3 separate regions of the Homo sapiens genome follow, and regions 1 and 2 are each linked to region 3. Evidence: read pairs that join two places in POLR2A ChIA-PET (ENCODE). Cell type or tissue: PC-9. All regions are shown on one strand. Each heading gives the region's core, and the rest is flanking DNA. Links, peaks and the distances in the headings are about the cores only. Region 1 overlaps JAZF1 (JAZF zinc finger 1). Region 2 overlaps JAZF1 (JAZF zinc finger 1). Region 3 overlaps JAZF1 (JAZF zinc finger 1).

Region 1 (6,328 bases), core at 863-5,862, 120 kb before region 3:
GAAACAAGCTATTTCACTATTTGCTTTATATTGTTAGACTTGTTGTCATAAAATGTAACATGTAAAAGCAATACCAATAATTCTTAGGCTGGCAGAAATTGTTGGATGTTCCAGCCTGCTTGAGTAATAGCACTGGGCCCTGGCATTGGGTAAGACAATGTTGCAACAATGTTACAATGTTGTAAGCAACATTTCTTACCCAATGTCAGGGCCCAATGTTTTTACTGGCTGGGTCAGCGGACAAGGCTTTTCCTTGAATAATGCTCACATAAAGAACTTTAAAAATGTATCTGATGGCCTGTGGGTTAAGGCAGCAGTAGCATTAATTGACATAGTGATAAAGAAGTTTGTAGCACTGCATTTTGAAAAATATAAAATAATACAGCACTCTTGGCACTTCATATGCTGTGTGTATTTTAGTCTTCACGGCAACCCTGTGAAGTAAGTGGTTGGTCGTGCTCTTACAGCTTTGCAAACAGCCTTAAAAAGTTTCCATACATTTTCTGAGTTCACATAGCATGTGAGCTGTGGAGCTGGGATGGGAAACAAGGTCTGTGTTATTCTGCAACCCATGGTACTCCCATTACGTATCAATAACTCATAGGTCAGGTACTAAAATATTCATAATCATGAGTTTATGCAGTAAATATCCGTTGAGTGGCTGTCATGTGGTAGGCCTTGTGCAGATTCTGGGGTTGTGATATGAGTGAGACAGCCTTAGGGTATATGCACGAGTGGGGCAGGGATACTGAGACGTTACAGGAACTTACACTTGAGGCACAAGGGCTAAACTGAGAGATGTGAACCCCAAGAGAGCATGTGGAAGGGGCGCTTGATCTAGGATTGAGGGGGTTCAGGCAAAACTTACCAGAAGCCAAAAAGCTGGAAGGCAATGGCCCCAGCCAGGTAGAGGGGATTTGGATGAGGGAAAACATTTTAATCCACGAGTACAGCAGAAGCAAAGGAGGTGAGAAAATGTGTTTCCATGAGGGACAGGCCAGAGCACTCAGTGGTGGTCAGCTCTGGAAGGGCTTTGCAATCCCAGTTGGAGGAGTTTTGACTTTCTCACAGACTGAAGGAAGGCACTGGTGGGTTCTGAGCTGGGAATGAGGTGTCCAGGTCAGCATTTGAGAAGCTGGCCCTGGCTACCTTGTGGAGCAGGGAATAGTAATGGTGGCACCGAGGCAAAGGCCCCCTTTGCAGTCACTGGGAGTGGAATTGGAAGTGGACTTTGGTGATGTTCAGCAGGTGGATGCACAGTCCTTGGGGATTTATGGGATGTGAGGGGTAAGGTTCCAGAGAGGGGCCAAGGATGGCTCATGGGTGTCTGGTGGGACATGTGCCTTTCACCCAGAAGAGGCTGCGAGGAGGGAGACCAGGGCAAGGGAGCTTCAAACATACTGCAGCGTGGGGAGCTACTGGTTATACATGTCCAATAGGCAGCTGGAGCTGGAGGAAGAGATTTGAGAGCCATCAGCATACAGATATTAACTAAAATCACAGGAGAGGAAAGACCGTGTGGTATGAGAAGAGAACCTAAGAAGATCCCCAAGGTCAAAGACTCACCAAGGGTGGACAGAGAAAAGGGAGCCTGCACAGGAGTAGAGTGAACGGGCAGAGGCGGGAGAGCAACGGGAAGCCCAGGAAGGAGAGTTCAATGAGGAACACTCCTCAGCCCAGTGAAATGTTGCAGAGAAAGCCAAATAGACAAGGGCTGCAAGGGTGAGTGACATCCTCGCCTCCCCACGCCCCCATGCATTGTCTTGAAGGAGGTGATGCTTTGGCATGATTTGTCTGAGAAATTCTACCAGGTCTTACTTCATTTTGTCAGAGGGACCTGTCTAAAGGATACTTTAGCAGGCTAAAGTTTCAAGTCTCCAGATACTTTCTCATAATCATCAAACATACTCTACTCTAAAATAGCCTAAGGACTTTTAAATAATAAACTTATTGTTATCGCAGAATGTAGCATTTTTAGGTTGAAAGTAATTTTAGAGATCAACTTATTTAGCCCCTTAATATTACTGTCAGTCATTGATTTATTCTATAAATGGTTATTAAACTCTAGTATCATCCAGGTATATAGATTAATAGTTTTACTATAGTGATCTTTTTAAGAAAGCATAAGAGTGCAGCATTTTGTGGTAATGAAAATGGCATAATATGTGAATTAATAGAAATAGAGAAAATTCAGTCCATGTTAATTTTTTTCTCTCTCTGGAAAGATGGAAACACATATAAATGCAGATTGACCCATCCTCCACAAAGTTTTGAGTATCACAAACTCCCTGGCCTTGATGTTTTATTAAATTCTTCCCTGGGGTCTTGTCCCACTTCGCTCTCTGGTGGTGTCGAGGCTTCTGGACAAGGGGAAAGGGTGGAGCAGAGGCCGCTACAATGCCCCAGGCTCACCAGCTTGTCCAAGTGCGTGGACACTGTGTTCTGTAGCCCCAGGTAACTTTTCAAGTCCCCAAAACCCCAGCTAAGCAGCGTGAAGAAGTAGAATAGCTGGGGGAATGGCGCAGCTTGCTGTTTTTTGGTGCTGGTTATGACCAAACCTTAGAAAAAGCATCTGGTGCCCCGAAGTGCTGGATGCTCTCCCTCTTGCTCCCCTCTGCAGGCACAGCCCCCCAGGCACTCCCGCACTCCTTCCCCCATGTTGGTGTTGGTTCCTCCGAGCTGGTCATCCTGTCTTCATTTACTGTTTATCTGCATGTGGCTTCCTCATCGTTATGTGATTTCCTTGGGGAGGGGCTGGCTCCATTCCAGGCTTACTGAAGAGTAACAACACTGGGCTTAGCCCTGTCTCAAAACCTTAACCTGACTGGGTCACATCCCAGAGATGTCCCCCGCTGCCCTGAGGTCAAAGAATGCAAGGCCTGCTTTATCTCTGCCAGCTGCCTTTCCTGTGCTGGTCCCCACGAGGTTTTCTTGACTTTTCCTCTAATTTACCAGCTTACTACTCTGTATCTTTTGAGGAACTTTGATGCCCTCCCTTCCCCCCTACAGGCACACCTTGCTTTACCACACTTGGCAGACAGTGCATTTTTTTTTTTGTTTTTTTTTACAAATTGTAGGTTTATGGCCATTTTCCCAATGGCATGTGCTTGCTTTATGTCTCTGTGTCACATTTTGGTAATTCTTGCAATATTTTAAATTTCATTGTTATTGTATCTGTCATTGTGATCTGTGATCGGTCATCTTTGACTTTACTATTGTAATTGGTGGTGCCATGAACTGCACCCATATAAGACGGTGAACTTAATCAATAAATGTTTTATGTGTTGACTGCTCTATCAACAGGTCCTTCCTCTGTCTCTCTTCCTCTCCCTGAGCCTGCCTATTCCTGGAGACATGGCAGTGTTGAAATTAGGCCAATTAATAACCTTATGATGACCTGTAAGTGTTCAAGTGAAAGGAAGAGTAACACGTCTCTCACTTTCAATCAAAAGCTAGCAAGGATTAAGCTTAGTGAGGAAGGCATGTTGAAAGCCAACACAGGCTGAAAACTCGGCTTCTTGCACCAAACAGTTAGCCAAGTTGTGAATGCAAGGAAAAAGTTCTTGAGGGAAATTAAAAGTGTTACTCCAGTGAACACATGAATGATAAGAAAGCAGAACAGCTTTATTGCTGATAGGGAGAAAGTCTGAGTGTTCTGGATGGAAGACCAACACAGCCATAACATTCCCGTAAGCCAAAGCCTGATCCAGAGCAAGGCCCCAAGTCTCTTCAATTCTATGAAGGCTGGGTGAGGTGAGGAAGCTGCAGAAGAAAAGTTGAAAGCTAGCAGAAGTTGGGTTCATGAAGTTTAGGAAACTAAGCCATCTCCGTAAGGTGAAAGTGCAAAGTGAGGCAGCAAGTGCTGATGGAGAAGCTGCAACAATTTATCCAGAAGATCTAGCTTGGATGACTATAAGCATTTTTACAAAGTATTTTTTAGCAATAAAATATTTTAAAATTAAGATATATACTTTTTAAAGACATGTTATTGCACACTTTATAGACTACAGTATAGTGTAAATATAACTTTATGTGCACTGGGAAATCAAAAAATTAGTGTGACTTGCTTTATTGTGATATTTGCTATTGCAATGGTCTGGAACCAGACCAGCAGTATCTCTGAGTTATGCATCTAGATTACTCCCTGATCCATGGTGCTAGCTGAACAATCAGCAGGGTTCGTAAACCGATGCTGCAGTCAATAAAGGTTATTAACAGCATATTGGATGTTGTGATGAGATTAGAAGAAAGCATTTGAAACATGGCCTACTACATAGTGAGTACAATTAAATGTTTCTAATTAAAAATTTTAGAGAGGCGCCAAGTTCTTAAGTTCCTACTCAGTTCATCAGCAAGCATGTATTGATTTGCTTGTGGTTGTCATCCTTATCATTATTTTAATATTTGCTAACCTATGGGTAAACTCTCAGGTCATTTTTGTTCAGGAGACTTGTCAGTTTTATGATTTCTCATAATGAATTCCCTTAAGTGATATTTATATTTTATTTTGCTCCTCGTGGCTTAGTTTTCCAGTATTTCTTATTCTATATCAGTGTCTGTCAGAGAAAAATGGGATTGAAGATGTATTTTGAGTTAAGAAGTGATAAAAACAGAAGCGGGAGGCAGCTCCAAGTGAAGGTGGTTGCTGTGATGGAATTTGGTGATCAGAGTCCAAGTGAGGTACATCTTTTAAATTATGCGCATGGCCGGGTGTGGTTGGCTCACACCTGTAATCCTAACACTTTGGGAGGCCCAAGCAGGCGGATCACCTGAGGTCAGGAGTTCAAGAGCAGCCTGCCCAACTTGGTGAAACCCTGTCTCTACTAAAAATATTTTAAAAATTAGCCTGGCATGGTGGTGGGCACCTGTAATCCCAGCTACTTGGGAGGCTGAGGCGGGAGAATTGCTTGAACCTGAGAAGTGGAGGTTGCAGTGAGCAGAGATCACGCCACTTGCACTCCAGCCTGGGCAACAGAGCAAACTCTGTCTCAAAAAAAAAAAAAAAAATTATGGGCATTTTAGATTTTCCATCTGTAAAGAAAGGAGGAGGAACAATGTGGCATCTCAGGTCCCTACCAATTCTAAAAGTCAGTTATTCTAGTTCTAGAGTACAGGCAAAACTATGGATGGCTTTTTGTTCCTACAATTTTTATGAACATTTTCACTGGCTTTAATATCCATGTCCAAAGTAACAGGGAAGGTAGGACTTTTCACCAATACTCAACTGATCTGCTGCTTCTCTTCTTTTCCAGTGTTTTCCACTTTTCAAAAATTTTTATCATGGACTAGTAGTGCAAGAAAAGGGGCCAGAGTATAGTGTCCGGATTCACTGTTCATAAATGGCATTACAAAAAAAACCCAAGTAGATCCTTTGAATTGTATATTTCATGTCAAGTGGCCCTCTCTCTATTCGCCTGGCAATTAAGAGTTGGTTACATGAAATTAATCTGGTAGTAATACAATCTTCAGTTCACAAAATAATTTTCTTTGCCTTTGAGTAGCAATGCAGCCTGCCTACCGCAAGAGGGCAGTGTAGGTGATTGCATGGAGATGGCTTCTGCAAAAAGAAATGACGTTTATGACACTAGTTTCCAGCTTAGAGAGCATTTTCACATGCACATATGATGGTCTCAGCAGTTCTCTGTGATGGGTGAAGCATGCATAATCGCTCCCATTTTATAGATGGAGAAACTAATGCTAGAAAGGCTTAAAGATAATTTGCATAGAGTTGCACAGCTGATAAATGCCATGCAGTGCTTGAATCCAAGTCTCTTGCCACTATACCATCCTGCCCGTAAGTGGTACATTATCATCATACGAGTGACTTCCTAATGTACAGTTGAGAGGCTGTACAAACCTAGGAAACATCTGTTCTATGGGAAAAATTCTCAATTTTTTTCATCTAACACAGCATCTTGTGAAAACTTTCAAGACTTATGTTTTCTTCTGTTCCATAAAGATGGGAAAGGCCAGGAATTATTTGTCTCATAAGTGCCACCATGCACAGCCATCATTGCAGTCTCAGTTATTTTGAGCTAGATTACATAGTGGGTCTTAAATAGTAGATGGGGAGGAGAAAGAGGTCAAAGTGAAGGAGAAATCAGGACCCGGATGTACATAATCCAAATTACCACTTCCTCAGTTTCCATGGTGAACGTGGAAATTCCCCATGGACTCCCAGAGCTCCAGCTCTTTAAGTAGTTTCAAAGGAGAGAGCAGAATACAGTAAAGGCAGAAGCAAGGCTAAATCAGAACCAAAACAAAGCACCCTGTTTTTGTACACCCAGATGAAGATTTTTCTAAGCTCCCAAATTCTAAGACCTAACAC
Region 2 (6,328 bases), core at 562-5,561, 61 kb after region 3:
AGATTTGGGAGTGCTTGGAATCTCAGGGCCCATCTGCCAACTCCCCACAGCTTTTCTCAAAAGCTTGTTTTTGCTGAAAAATGGCAATGCCCAAAGGGCCATTGAAAAGGCAGAACAAAGCTTTTGAACTTCAAATGAAGCATAGTTGGATGTGATGTTCTACAGAGGGTCTGCTAGCAGACGAAGTCAGAGCCTTGTGCAACTTGATGAATCTGCCAAGCAGAGAACAGCCCTTAGCTGGATGGAAGGATGTCAGTCCAGCAGCTCATGGCATGGAGGGTCTCCTGTTGCCTGTCCTGCTGGAAAGACCCTCTATAATTTTGTTCTACTCTAGAAATCAAGGCCAGGAAGTAAGAAGAGGTGTATGAGTTTATAGATGGGCCCCAGCGTGTTGTCTAATGAGAGGAACCTTCTTTTTCTGTTCATGAGTAGTTATTGTATCTGTCTTCTTGAATTTGCCTGTGATTGCCATTTAATAGATACCATTGCAATTTAATAGATGCCTGGGCCGGGCACAGTGGCTCACGCCTGTAATCCCAACACTTTGGGAGACCAAAGTGGGCAGATTGCTTGATCCCAGGAGTTCAAAACTAGCCTGGGCAACATGGTAAAACCCCATCTTTACAAAAAGTACAAAAAATTATCCAGATGTGGTGGTGAACGCCTGTAGTCCCAGCTACTCAGGAGGCTGACATGAGAAAATCACACGGCTGCTAGTGAGCCATGATCATGCTACTGCATTCCAGCCTGGGCGACAGAGTGAGCCAAAAAATAAATAAAAATAACATTAATGCCTGCAGAATCAGTAAAGGTGGCTCTTTGCTTTCAGAATCAGCAAAACTCATGATGGCAGTATTTAAAATCCTAATATTCCGTGCCCCAAAGTAACCAAATGCTAGTGTAGATGGCAGAAGGTGAAAGGTTTGCGAGTTAAGATTTCCAGTACAAGTGTTAGTCACTTCTTTTTTTTTTTTTTTTTTTTTTTAAGACGGAGTCTCGCTCTGTCGCCCAGGCTGGAGTGCAGTGGCGCGATCTCGGCTCACTGCAGGCTCCGCCTCCCAGGTTCACGCCATTCTCCTGCCTCAGCCTCCTGAGTAGCTGGGACTACAGGCACATGCTGCCATGCCTGGCTAATTTTTTGTATTTTTAGTAGAGATGGGGTTTCACTGTGTTAGCCAAGATGGTCTCGATCTCCTGACCTTGTGATCTGCCCATCTCGGCCTCCCAAAGTGCTGGGATTACAGGCGTGAGCCACCGTGCCCAGCATGTTAATCACTTCTTTTATGAACCAGGAACCTGACATTTGTTAAGCACGAAGTGTCAGGCCCTGTTCTAAGTGCTTTATGAATATTAACTTACTTAATCCTCACCACAACCCTTGGTCGGACCTGTCATTGTCACCATTTATAGATGAGAAAATGGCAGCACCGAAAGGCTAGGTAGGTAACTTGCCCAATGTCATCACACAGCTAGCAGGGCATGGATCAGGGATTTGAATCTAGACAGTCTACCTCCAAAGCCCACCCTCTTAACTGCTACACTAATATATTCAGACTCCAGACCATGACCTCCCAGGGGGTCAAGAAGTCAATGTGGTGGTCATGACCATCATATTTTGTTAAAATGAAATAGAACAGGAAAATGACAGAGTATATCACATGTAGTAAAGATTGTTTTGTGAAATTTCTGTTTCAGATATTTATATTAAAATGTCTTGTCCTTGAGTCCAGAAATGTTTCATTATTCATAATTTTTTAGATTTCATAAAGATAATATAGTAGAAATACTTCATATTACATAATACCCCCATTAGGGTCTGGGGCAGCCCCATATAATCACGTACATTAATATTTATACAGTGAAACACATGAATATTTTCAGTAAATACAATAAAATCTGTAAGTAGCCTTTCACCCAGTCAGGTTAGTTTGCCTTCCAATGATGTTTTAGTGCCAAACTTTATTTTTAAAAAATTTCAGGTTTCAGAGCTTTGGAGATCTCAAAATTGCAGGTTGCAGGCCTATTTATACATGTGAGCGCACCAGGTCGCACCGTGAGATACGTTTCTTATAATGGGTTGAAGTCAAAACAAAGTTTGAAAAATACTGCACAGTGCTATTGCTGGAATCATTCACTGTTAGAACTGGGAAGGACCCTAGCAGTGATGTATTCCATATATCCATAAAACCAAATCTCAATTTTAACAGGTAGAAAAACTAGGACCACAAAAGTGAATACAGTGACTCCCGGAGGCCACCAGTTTCTTTGCCCCAGAACAAGCCTCCTGGCGACATGCAGTGCAGGCCTCTGGACCATGTGTCCTCTCCAGAGTCTCATAATCACAGCCACATCACACCACACATCTTGGAGTTTTCAGTTTTTTCTGAGACTGCAGTTTCAAGTGGTCACTTCAGTTTCTGAGTTCTCTGATCCAGTGAAAGCCAAGTGATTTTTTTCCCCAGCAGGTCACTTAGACTCAGGTGTTTTGGCCATGGAGTGAGGTGGCAATGGAGTCTCTGCCCAGGTTCCAGCAAATAGTGTACATTTCCTGAGTTTGTGGTTGAAACTAGTCTCCCTGGACCAGCAGTTGACATTTTCCCCCTGTGGAGTTATATTCATGTTTCCACGTTGAGCATGTCAGACTGAATGAACATTGTGGTCTGAGGATTTAAAAGATTTATAATGGAGTCTTGAAAATTTACTTAAGGAATATGTACTTCCCCTAGCAATAACAAATATTGCTACAAATGACCATATTAAATTAAAGTAACTTAGACATTTCTGATTTGTAGGGAAGTTGAAATTAATCTTACAGCAGTTTCAGTTTCAAAATGAAAACACTGCTTTGCCTGACCGCAGATTTTCAGGCTGTTAGTCAACAGTGAGTGAAAGAGTCTCAAGTGACTTTTTTTCTTTAAGAAATATTCAGTGTTCTCTACGTGTAGAAAAATGTTAGAAGGAAAAACCCTAAAATATCAACCATAGTTTTATCTGGGTAATACGTCTCTTAGAAAAAAAAAAAAAAAGTTTTTACACAGGAAACATCAAAAATTCTTTTCATAAGCTGAATGGTAGGTACACGGATTTCTATTTTATTAAAATCTTTATGTGTGGAAATGTATATATTGATTTGCATATATATTCCATAATTTTAAAAAATACCTTTATTTCATTTCTTTTCCTAACCTGTGTGTTGGTCAATTAAAAAACTTTTTAAACATAAGTCACAAATCCATAAAAAATGTTCTGTAAATGTTCTTTACTGAGATATATTACTTTTTACAATTTTAAAAAAGAAGACTTTCTTATTCATTCTTCGTTCCTTCCCTGATTAATTCCTTTAGTGAGTAGGCAAGAAGCCCGGTTCAAATGCTTTTTTTTCCCCACATTAAAAAATAATAATCACTAGAAGGTGTACTGGCAAATGTTGAACTGACTTGGGGAGGAAAAAAGTCTCAATTTGTGTTATTGCCAGTTTCTGTGGTGTAAATACTCCTGCCATAGCCAATTTCAAGCTACCCACATGTTACTGAACACAGAGTAGGTTACTTTGCATTATACAGAATATAGTTATAAATAATTCTACCAAATAGATAAAATGTTAATGTAAATAACAAGAATATAGATAATATTAAAATTCAATAAAATAAGTGATGAGCCTTGAGTTAAATATCCTTGTTTTTAACAAAGCACTTGATTTAATTATTTACGTCATTTAGTTTTTAATAACGGCTGTGTTTAACAACAGACTCACCAAATCCCTGAAAATTTAAGTCAGCTTTCACAACCCAGTATGAGCCAGCTCCAGCACACGGCGGCTGCCAGATCAGAGCAGTGTCACCATTGCAAAGCAGAGAGAATTCTGGGAGGTGGGCACAGCCAGCCTTTCCCAGATCGTAGCCCAGTGGGGCTACAATTCCAGAGACCTCCCCTGCCACAACCGGGGAGCCCAGTGGTCCCACACAGCAGGATGGACTGACATTGAGAGGATGAGCCTTTTGTTCTCCCAGCTGCCCACTGCCCCCATGTAAACCGCCAGAGGAGTTCTCACTGCATTTCCCCAGTCCCCATGCTCCAGCTCCCTGAACACTTTCAACTGTGAAAACCATGACAGCATCCCCAGGCTTGACTGGGCCCTGATGCCAGCTCTGCCACTATCCTAAATGACCTCAAACAGGTCACACCACCTCAGTTCACAGTTACTGTAACAAATGAGGGGGCTGGACCTGATGATCTGACTTAACCAAGGTTCCTTCCTGCTCTAAAACCCAAGTGAGTCAGGCGCAGTGGCTCACACCTATAATCCTAACACTTTGGGTGGGAGGATTGCTTGAGCCCAGGAGTTTGAAACCAGCCTGGGCAACATAGAGAGACCCCATCTCTACAAAAAATCCAAAAATTACCTGGGCATGGGGGGGCGTGCCTGTAGTCTCAGCTACTTGGGAGGCTGAGGCAAGAAGATTGCTTGAGCCCAGGAGGTTGGTGCTTCGGTGCACTGTAATCACACCACTGCACACCAGCCTGGGTGACAGCGAGACCCTGTCTCCAAAAAAATATCCACATCAGCCGTGATTACTGAGGGCTTCAGAAAGATCACCAGTGGTGTCCAGACTCATTGAGGAAAGCTTAGGCCACTGAGTCACATGACTTGCTTAACCTGAACTCAGCCTTGGCAACACGGTTAATCTTTCCAGACCTGATATTTGGTGAAACAGGGAACATAGTCCTCATTTGTTGGCCAGAATCACAGCCTTTGCTGTGCCTCCTTGGCTTCTCTAGACACTTTTGTCTCCCCAAATGGCTCCTTGCCACTAGGAATCTGCCCACCTTTTGACAGACAGCTGTGCTGATGGAACATTGCTCAAAAACTTGAGAATTTACTTACTAAATTAAGTCTCAGAAAATGGGTTAAGTCATGGTTAATGAAGGGAGGAGGAAGAGGAGCAGCATGCTAGTGCAGGGGAGACACGGGCCCTTTTTAACCAGGGTTCCCACAGCGTTTGTGTGGCATTCCTGTGTGTGTTTGTGGGGGCGGGTGGTGTGGGTGTGTGTGTGTATGGTTGTCACTAGAACAAATTGTGCAGCTGTGTACCTTGGTATGTCAAGGTTACCATGATTTATAGGTTGTATGTCCAAGTTCACAACACCAAGAGAGGAGGGAGAACTGCAGGAGGAAGTCTTAGCGACAGGGCTTTAAGAATGTGTTTCATGTTTAATGCTTTTAACATGGGTGCCTTGTTCTTGCTTCTAGAAAGCACTATAGAAGATATAACCCCAATCCAGATTGCTGTCTGTAGCTGGCCAAACCCATGTGAGGGTGAAGGTGGGGTTTGTGTGTGTGAATGTTGTTATGGTTGTTTATAGTTGTTGTGTTATATCTGAGCTGTAGGAGAGTATTTTACAACAAGAGGTATGAGTTCTGTAATCCCAGCACTTGGGAGGCCGAGGCAGGTGCAGCACTTGAGGTCAGTAGTTCAAGACCAGCCTGGCCAATGTGGTGAAACCTTGTCTCTACTAAAAATACAAAAATTAGCTGGGCATGGTGGTGGCACTTGTAGTCCCAGTTATTTGGGAGGCTGAGGCAGGAGAATTGCTTGAACCAGGAGGCAGAGGTGAGCCGAGATCGTGCCACTGCACTCCAGCCTGGGCAACAGTGCGAGACTCCATCTCAAAAAAAAAAAAAAAAAAACCGATGTATATATATATATATATATGAGTTAGACGTAGAGAAGCCTTTCTCTCTCTGCCTCTGGCTGTCTCTCCCTCTGTCTCTTACACTGGATATGCACCCTCTGGGTTTATTCCATTCAGCCATTCCACAAACGGAATTTCTGCTCTACACGAGGCACGTGTGTGCTCAGTGCTTTCAGAGCCATGGGTGTGTGGTGTGTCCTCAAGACACTTGGAGTTGAGTAAGGTGGACAAAATATAGAGACATAACGATATAATAATGCTTTATGTAATTAATAACAGCTTCTGCATTTTGAGCCACTTGGTACATGACAGGCCAATTACCTCATTTACTCTCACAACAGTCCTCTGAAGTTGAAATGTTATTGCCCCGTCTGCCAACAAGTCACCTTCTTAGGTTGTGAACATTCAGACTCACAGATGACCGTGGGCCACATAGGGCACTGGGTCTGTTCAGAGGATGGAGGACAAGTCGCCTTCTGCAGGCACCCTTGCAGCAGTGCACGTGGGAGTCTGTTCAGGTGCAGAGAGGTAGGAGTGGAAGCTATCCTGGTAGAAGAGCCTCACGCCCCATAGGAGCCAAAGCTCTTGAAACACGCTCTGGGCATAGCTCCCCATTCTGTGCAAGGGCCATGCC
Region 3 (6,328 bases), core at 425-5,424:
AGGTGACCCAACTAGCCTTTGGTAAGATTCATGACTACCAAAATATGTTGGTTCTTTTTTCCTTTGATTTCCTTGGTCATCTTCTGCTTGACTTCTTTTTAAAAACGTAATATACTGTGTCAGCCATTTTAAAAAAAAAAACTTTTTCTGATTATTAGGGAAATAGTAAAAAGTAAGCTTTGAAAATGGTTTTGGTGGTAGGGGTGGATCATTTATATTGTACCCATTCTTGTACAATATTTTAGGTTCAGTGGTTCAATTTTTTGAGTCCCATTCTAATTTTATAAGCATCTGTGGCAAGATTCTAATTGGGTCATACATTTAACTATTGTATCATGAGCATTCTCCATGTTGCTGCATCTTCAAAATTACTGTTTTAGTGGCCACATAATATTCCATAAGATAGAGTTCACCGAAACATGCCCTTCATTTCGTCATGATGGCTGCTTACAAGCTTTCATTATTATAAATTACACTGAAGCAAACATTTTTCATTGTTCCAAAAAAGATCCACCTAATGGATCTTTTTCCCTTTAGATCATTTTCATAGAACCTTTTCTCAGAAGTGGTTGGACTGGGGAAAAAGGATACAGATGTTACAATGCTATTTACCAGTGAGTTTCCAATTTTTGTAACAATTTTTGTGTGTTTTGGATGATAATATTCATTAAACATTTCCAAGGGAAAACTTAGTCTTTTTACTAAATCCCAAAACATGTTGGAGGAAGAGGGTATAATGGAAGCACTAGAGAAATTCACAATTGCCATCACTATATTATGGGTATATAGGTATATAAGCAACCAATTCAGATGTTGTCCTCATTCTTCATTGAAGAAATTGTGTTAAAAGAAAGTGCTGCTTACATCCAGCCCTTTAATCTTCAATCTACTTCAGTTTATTAAAAATGGAGCCATTGCCTGGCATGTTGGCTCATGCCTTAATCCCAGCACTTTGGGAGCCCAAGGTAGGAGAATTGCTTGATCCCAGGAGTTTGAAATCAGCCTGGGCAATGTAGCAAGACCTTGCCTCTACCAAAACAAAACAAAACAAAACAAAACCGGTGTGGTGACGTGCACCTACAGTCTCAGCTACTCGGGAGGCTGAGGTAGGAGGATCACTTGAGGCCAGGAGATCAAGGCTGCAGTGAACTGTGATTGCACCACTGCACTCCAGCCTAGATGACAGAGCAAGACCCTGTCTCCAAAAAAAAAGGGGGGGGGGGAATTGCAAACATTGATCCATTTGCTATCATTTGTGCAATTATTTGAATGTTTGTGACACATCACAACAATGTGCAAGACCCCAGGATTGACAGCTACCCCCAATTTACCATTATAACTTAATATGAGTAATCATAGGGAACAAGCATGGCAATTTTGAATTTGGAATGAAATAAAAGAGTAGTTTTTTTTCCTCATCCAAGCATTTGCTCTGATCCTCTTAACAGTTGGAAAGAGAGCTCCAAAGCTACATTGTTTCCAATTTAAAGTTAATTGAAATTTAACTGTGATATGGAGGAACATGATTATTACCATACTCCTAAAATTGTCCTTGACTTAAATAGAAAATGTTTGCAGAATGCTGTATGCCAAATTGTAACGTAGTATACATGAGAACATATTCCCCAGAAAATTCTGTATTATTATGTATTCCCCTTCATTCACAGAAAATCCATCCCAAAGAATTAAACTTTGCAGCACAATCTGAATTTGGAATTCAGATTCCCTAATAATGAAGGTTTGCCATGTTCAGCTTGCTGAGTTTATTAAACAGGTGAATGCTAACCCCACACAGTGAAGTTTTAAAAGGAGGGATAGTGGGTAGATCATTTCTGTTAAGCTTCAGAGCTTCAGTCTATTCATTTAACAAGGACAAAAAAGATTTGCAGTGTATTTCAGAAAGGCATATGTAGGATTATTCCACAGCAAGGGCCAAAGTTCAAATTCCCTAGAATATCAGGGGAAATTCTCCCCTCAGCATGTTACTGTTTTTAAAACAACTGCTTTTCTTGCTGATTAGACGTGATTTTAATTCCAGGACTAAATACAAAATGAAAGCAGCAGATAGGGAAGCCCTTGCATATCTTCTTGCTTTTACCCTAAGCCTGGCCATTAAAGGTAATTAATTTATGGGCTGGCAAAGCCTACTGCCTTTCCTCTATGGATTTGTTAGTTCTGCATTCAATATGGGATTCCAAATATAACTTGTATCCACCATTTATAAAATACAAGGACTGATCCCTTTGGCTTCTCTTGTCCCTCAGAGATTCCAGGATTAGCATGAAAGCTTTCTGTTTTTAGAAAAGCAAGTCTTGACTCTCTGTGGATTGGGGAAGACTGTGAATCACCCAGCCATGAGAGCCAGTTGGATAAACTTTTCATAAGTGATGCATATGAACTGTGAGGCTTGGCCTTCCTAACACTTAATGGGTATGGTTGTCAGGGTAATTTCCTGAATATTACTATGATCACTTTTACCCTTTTTTAACATAACATCAACAAAGGCACATCTACAATCAGAAAATGTTGAGGAAAATGATTTCATACTTCTTACCTATGTGTATTTCCTCTTGTGTACAGTTAGTCTTGTTTTTGGTAAATATTCAATAAATTAAGTGAGAATATCCATACTGCAGTGAATCGTGTTGTTGTACATGAAGACTCTCAAGAATTCACATCAAACAAAAGTTGATATGAAAAAGCAAAGAGTGTTTATGATCACTATTTAAATAATCTATTATTATGGCTGAGATGCCATCTTCATTTTATAGATAAGGTAACAGAGCTCAAAAAGGTTACTCACCACTAGTGGAGCTGGGATTTGAACTCAGGTCTCTCCAGTGCCAAAGTCCTGGACCAGCATATAGCCTTCTGCCTCTAGGTGATGACAGTAAACCTTTGATACCCATGATGGAAAGATCCGGAGAGCATCATGAATCCCTAGATTCTCAAATACCATGGCATGGGTGTACAATTTCCCCCTTAAAATGCAGTGTTGCTCTGTCCGGAGCTCCTACTGGAACTGTTTAAATGACAATGTTTCCTTGTTTTATATTGACTGGTGGACAAGTCCAGCTAGCATCAAAGTCGGCATTCTATTCTTTATCCAAAAAGGAATTCTTCTGTAATCTGGCAAAACCTGTCCCTTTTTCCTTCTTTCCTGCCACCTCTGGCTCTTGCAGTAAGCTTTCTTTGGGGAGAATATTTTCCTGAAAAATAAACTCTTTAATGTCTTCACCAGAGTTCCTGGGCATATGTGTGGTGACAAATAGAAACCAGCTTCTCCCAGTTATGATGTGGTCTGGGACAATCAGTGGGTCTGAGTCATCGCCTGTGCCACTCACCCACACACCAGCCTTGGGCAGCAGTCGGAATTGAGAATCCTGCCTCAGGCAATTACGTTTCATATACACATCATATATTATAATTACATGTCGTGGGTCCGTGGGAGAGAGTATAGCTTAGTGACCAGGAACACAGACTCTGGAGGTAGACTACTTGAGTTGAAATTTCATCTTTGCTTCTGATAAGCTTGGTGGCCTTTGACAAGTTACTTAACCTCTGTGTGCCTTAGTTTATCCATCTGTAAAATGGAGGTTGTAATAGCTACCCTAACGACTGTTATAAGTACTAAATAAGTTAATGTTTGTAAAACAGTTAGAACAGTGCCTGGCACATAGTAAGCAATAAAACTGCCAGCTTTTATTGTCCTGGTTTCTCATAGAAGTTCAAACAGTAAGTCCTCAAATGCTGTGTTTCCATTTTGATGAAGAGGTTTGATTGACTCCATTTGCTTCTGCACTGCCTGCTCTCACATGCTCCCTCTATAACACCCCAGGGTTTTCTTTGGCCTGTCATGCTTCTCTTGGACTCCTCATTCTTAGCTGTGTTTGTTGTCTGTTCTGCCCACCTTCAGCATCTCCCCTCTGCTGCTTCCCTTGCCATTCCTTCCTTGTCTGCGTACCTTCCTGCACTTTTCTCCCAGCAGCCTCCACCAGGTTATGAGTTGGAGCCTCACGGACCTGAGCCTGCTGGGTGGCTTGGGAAACCAGGCTTTGTTCCTCCAGGTTTCACCCTCCTGTGGCTTTACTTTTTGCCAGATTTCTCCAATTCTCATTCTGCTGATGTGCCAACCCCTCAATTGTCAGGGCAACCACAGCAACCTCAGCCCTCTCTGCTGTCCAAAATATGTCAGCAGCCAGGCTGAACTTCCACCTCATGCCACAGCTTAACTCCTACAGAATACCCTGTTGTGCACTGAAGAATATACCAGCAAGACTGTCAGACATTGTTAGAGCCAGTCAATCCTTGTTACATTTTTACACAATGCCTTCTCTTCTAAGTCTGCCTGCTGGGTTCATTTGGCATGGGTTACCCCAAAGTGAGTGTAACCTAAAGAAATTGTGCACACAAGATAAACGTAGTGCCCTTGGCAAGAAAGATATGCAGGTTAAAAATTAGCATTTAGAGGTTTTTTCCCCAAAGGAGTAAATTCTCACTACTGGATTCCCTGGGTCCTTTCAGTCTTGTGATTTAAAGGAGACACATGAATTGATTAAAATTTTCCAGTGAAAATGCCATTCAATTAAATAAGCACAACAAGTCTAACTGGGAAGATTTCATGTTCTGAAGTTTGCGTTTTTCTCTTAGGAGGTGCTCACAGATGTATACCTTTTCCAGAGAGAAGAATTGAGGGATTTAAATGCATTTTTATGCTGAGTAAAGTAGGTGGCAAGGTAGCAGTATTTCACTCTAACCTCATTTTAGACCCCCAGTACGTTGGTACAGTCTGTCCTTATCATCTGTGAAAGGGCATCTGATCTGAGTATCATGCACTTCCACAAGATTAAGAAACTCATCTGCACATTTTTTTTTTTTTTTTGAGACAGCATCTCACTCTGTTGCCCAGGCTGGAGTGCAATAGCATGATCTCGGCTCACTGCAACCTCCGCCTCCTGGGTTCAAGCGATTCTCCTGCCTCAGCCTCCCAAGTAGTTGGGATTACAGGCACCCACCAACATGCCCAGCTAATTTTTTTATTTTTAGTAGAGATGGTGTTTCGCCATGTTGGTCAGGCTGGTCTCGAACTCCTGACCTCAGGGGATCTGCCTGCCTTGGCCTCCCAAAGTGCTGGGATTACAGGCATGAGCCACTGTGCCCAGCTGTTAATTCAGTTTTAGAGTGTCTGTAACATATGCTCTGTATGGAGAATGGTTACTGTATACTCGTGGGTGCCAGGTACTTTAGAAGAGACAAAGAAATATAACTGGTGGGTCTAGATACTCAAGATGACAAACATGGAAACTTAAATAGCAGTGTAAAGTATGTCACAGGGCCAAAGTATGTCCTTGTGCCAAGCTAATAGCTCAAATGATCAGTGCTATAACTTCATAGGGTTAAAGTAATCAGAGAAGTTTCATGGAGGAAAAAGTGAGATGGACTTTGCAGTATAAAGAGGAGTTGGCTAGCTAGAGAGGGAGAATGACATTTTATGTAAAAGGAATGGTAAAATGACTAGCCTAGAAGTATTTCCTGAGATTTGTTCAGGGAACCCTGATCATAATTAGAAAGCACTGGGACACCTGATGTCAAATCTTTATCTGCTGTTTACTCTGTGTGTGGCCTTGGACAGGTTCCCTTGGCAGGTTACAGCTATAATTTTCTCATCTGCAAAGTAAAGATAATACAGAAAAGTTAATAACATGTCTTTTTATTTTACCACTCAGTAGGCATTTCCTCAAATGATTGCTGCCATTAACATTACTCCTACTACTGTCACTGTTCTGCCACCACCACTGCCATTGCTAATCTTGCCATTACTCTTGCACTTTACTGGTACTGCTAGTAAAACCAATTACCGCTATTAGTACTACTCTAATTTCTATTAGCAGGTCACATCCCAGCTCCTTCCCTGCTTGTCTCCTTCTGCCCTCCCCATTGTCATCCATTCTTCTTTCCAAAAATTCTTTGTAAGGAGCCCTGACTTGGGGATGCTAGGGTGGATGTGGTACCGTCTGGACTGCAAAATCAAATTTGAAGGCTGAAGTCAAAGCCAGAACATTTCACCTTACTTTACTCCCAAGTTATGGTGAGGAAACGTAAGTCACACAGAACTGGACCCCTGGCTCGAAACAAGAACGAATCAGAGAGCCTGGGCTGGGCTTTGGGCTTGGAGCCATGTAGACAGCTCCAAGGATGCTTTGGGTGAGCTGTAAAGTCTAGCCTGCCAGATTGCTTTGGTGGAGCAGCAGCCATGTTCCCTCTGCAGCACACAAACTAGGGGTTGCTGTATTAGACTGCTGTCAAGGTTTCCATGTGATGACTTCAT

What was found. ChIA-PET counts read pairs that join two places held together with the same protein. Peaks named below come from ENCODE experiments on the same cell type or tissue, not always from the same donor. Only the 100,000 strongest peaks of a DNase experiment are listed, where the experiment ranks them.
Region 1: POLR2A ChIA-PET joins it to region 3 with 6 read pairs; 2 of 35 experiments call an interaction of 5 or more read pairs at or near these places.
Region 2: POLR2A ChIA-PET joins it to region 3 with 5 read pairs; 3 of 35 experiments call an interaction of 5 or more read pairs at or near these places.

What each region holds. Positions count from the first base shown.
Region 1 is chr7:28,077,670-28,083,997 of GRCh38, reverse strand. All of the region lies in intron 1 of JAZF1 (JAZF zinc finger 1), which reads left to right. Among named protein-coding and RNA genes, the nearest start is that of JAZF1-AS1, 100 kb to the left of the region's middle. RefSeq lists an enhancer at 5,846-6,328. In PC-9, for the core only: CTCF peaks have their summits at 5,302 and 5,506 (motif pointing right); no DNase peak of the experiment used is centred there.
Region 2 is chr7:27,897,673-27,904,000 of GRCh38, reverse strand. All of the region lies in intron 2 of JAZF1 (JAZF zinc finger 1), which reads left to right. Among named protein-coding and RNA genes, the nearest start is that of TAX1BP1-AS1, 160 kb to the right of the region's middle. In PC-9, for the core only: no CTCF peak of the experiment used is centred there; DNase peaks (open chromatin) are centred at 2,521 and 2,900; H3K4me3 peaks cover 999 bases; H3K27ac peaks cover 1,568 bases.
Region 3 is chr7:27,958,454-27,964,781 of GRCh38, reverse strand. The region is part of intron 2 of JAZF1 (JAZF zinc finger 1); the gene reads left to right. Among named protein-coding and RNA genes, the nearest start is that of JAZF1-AS1, 220 kb to the left of the region's middle. In PC-9, for the core only: no CTCF peak of the experiment used is centred there; a DNase peak (open chromatin) is centred at 3,301.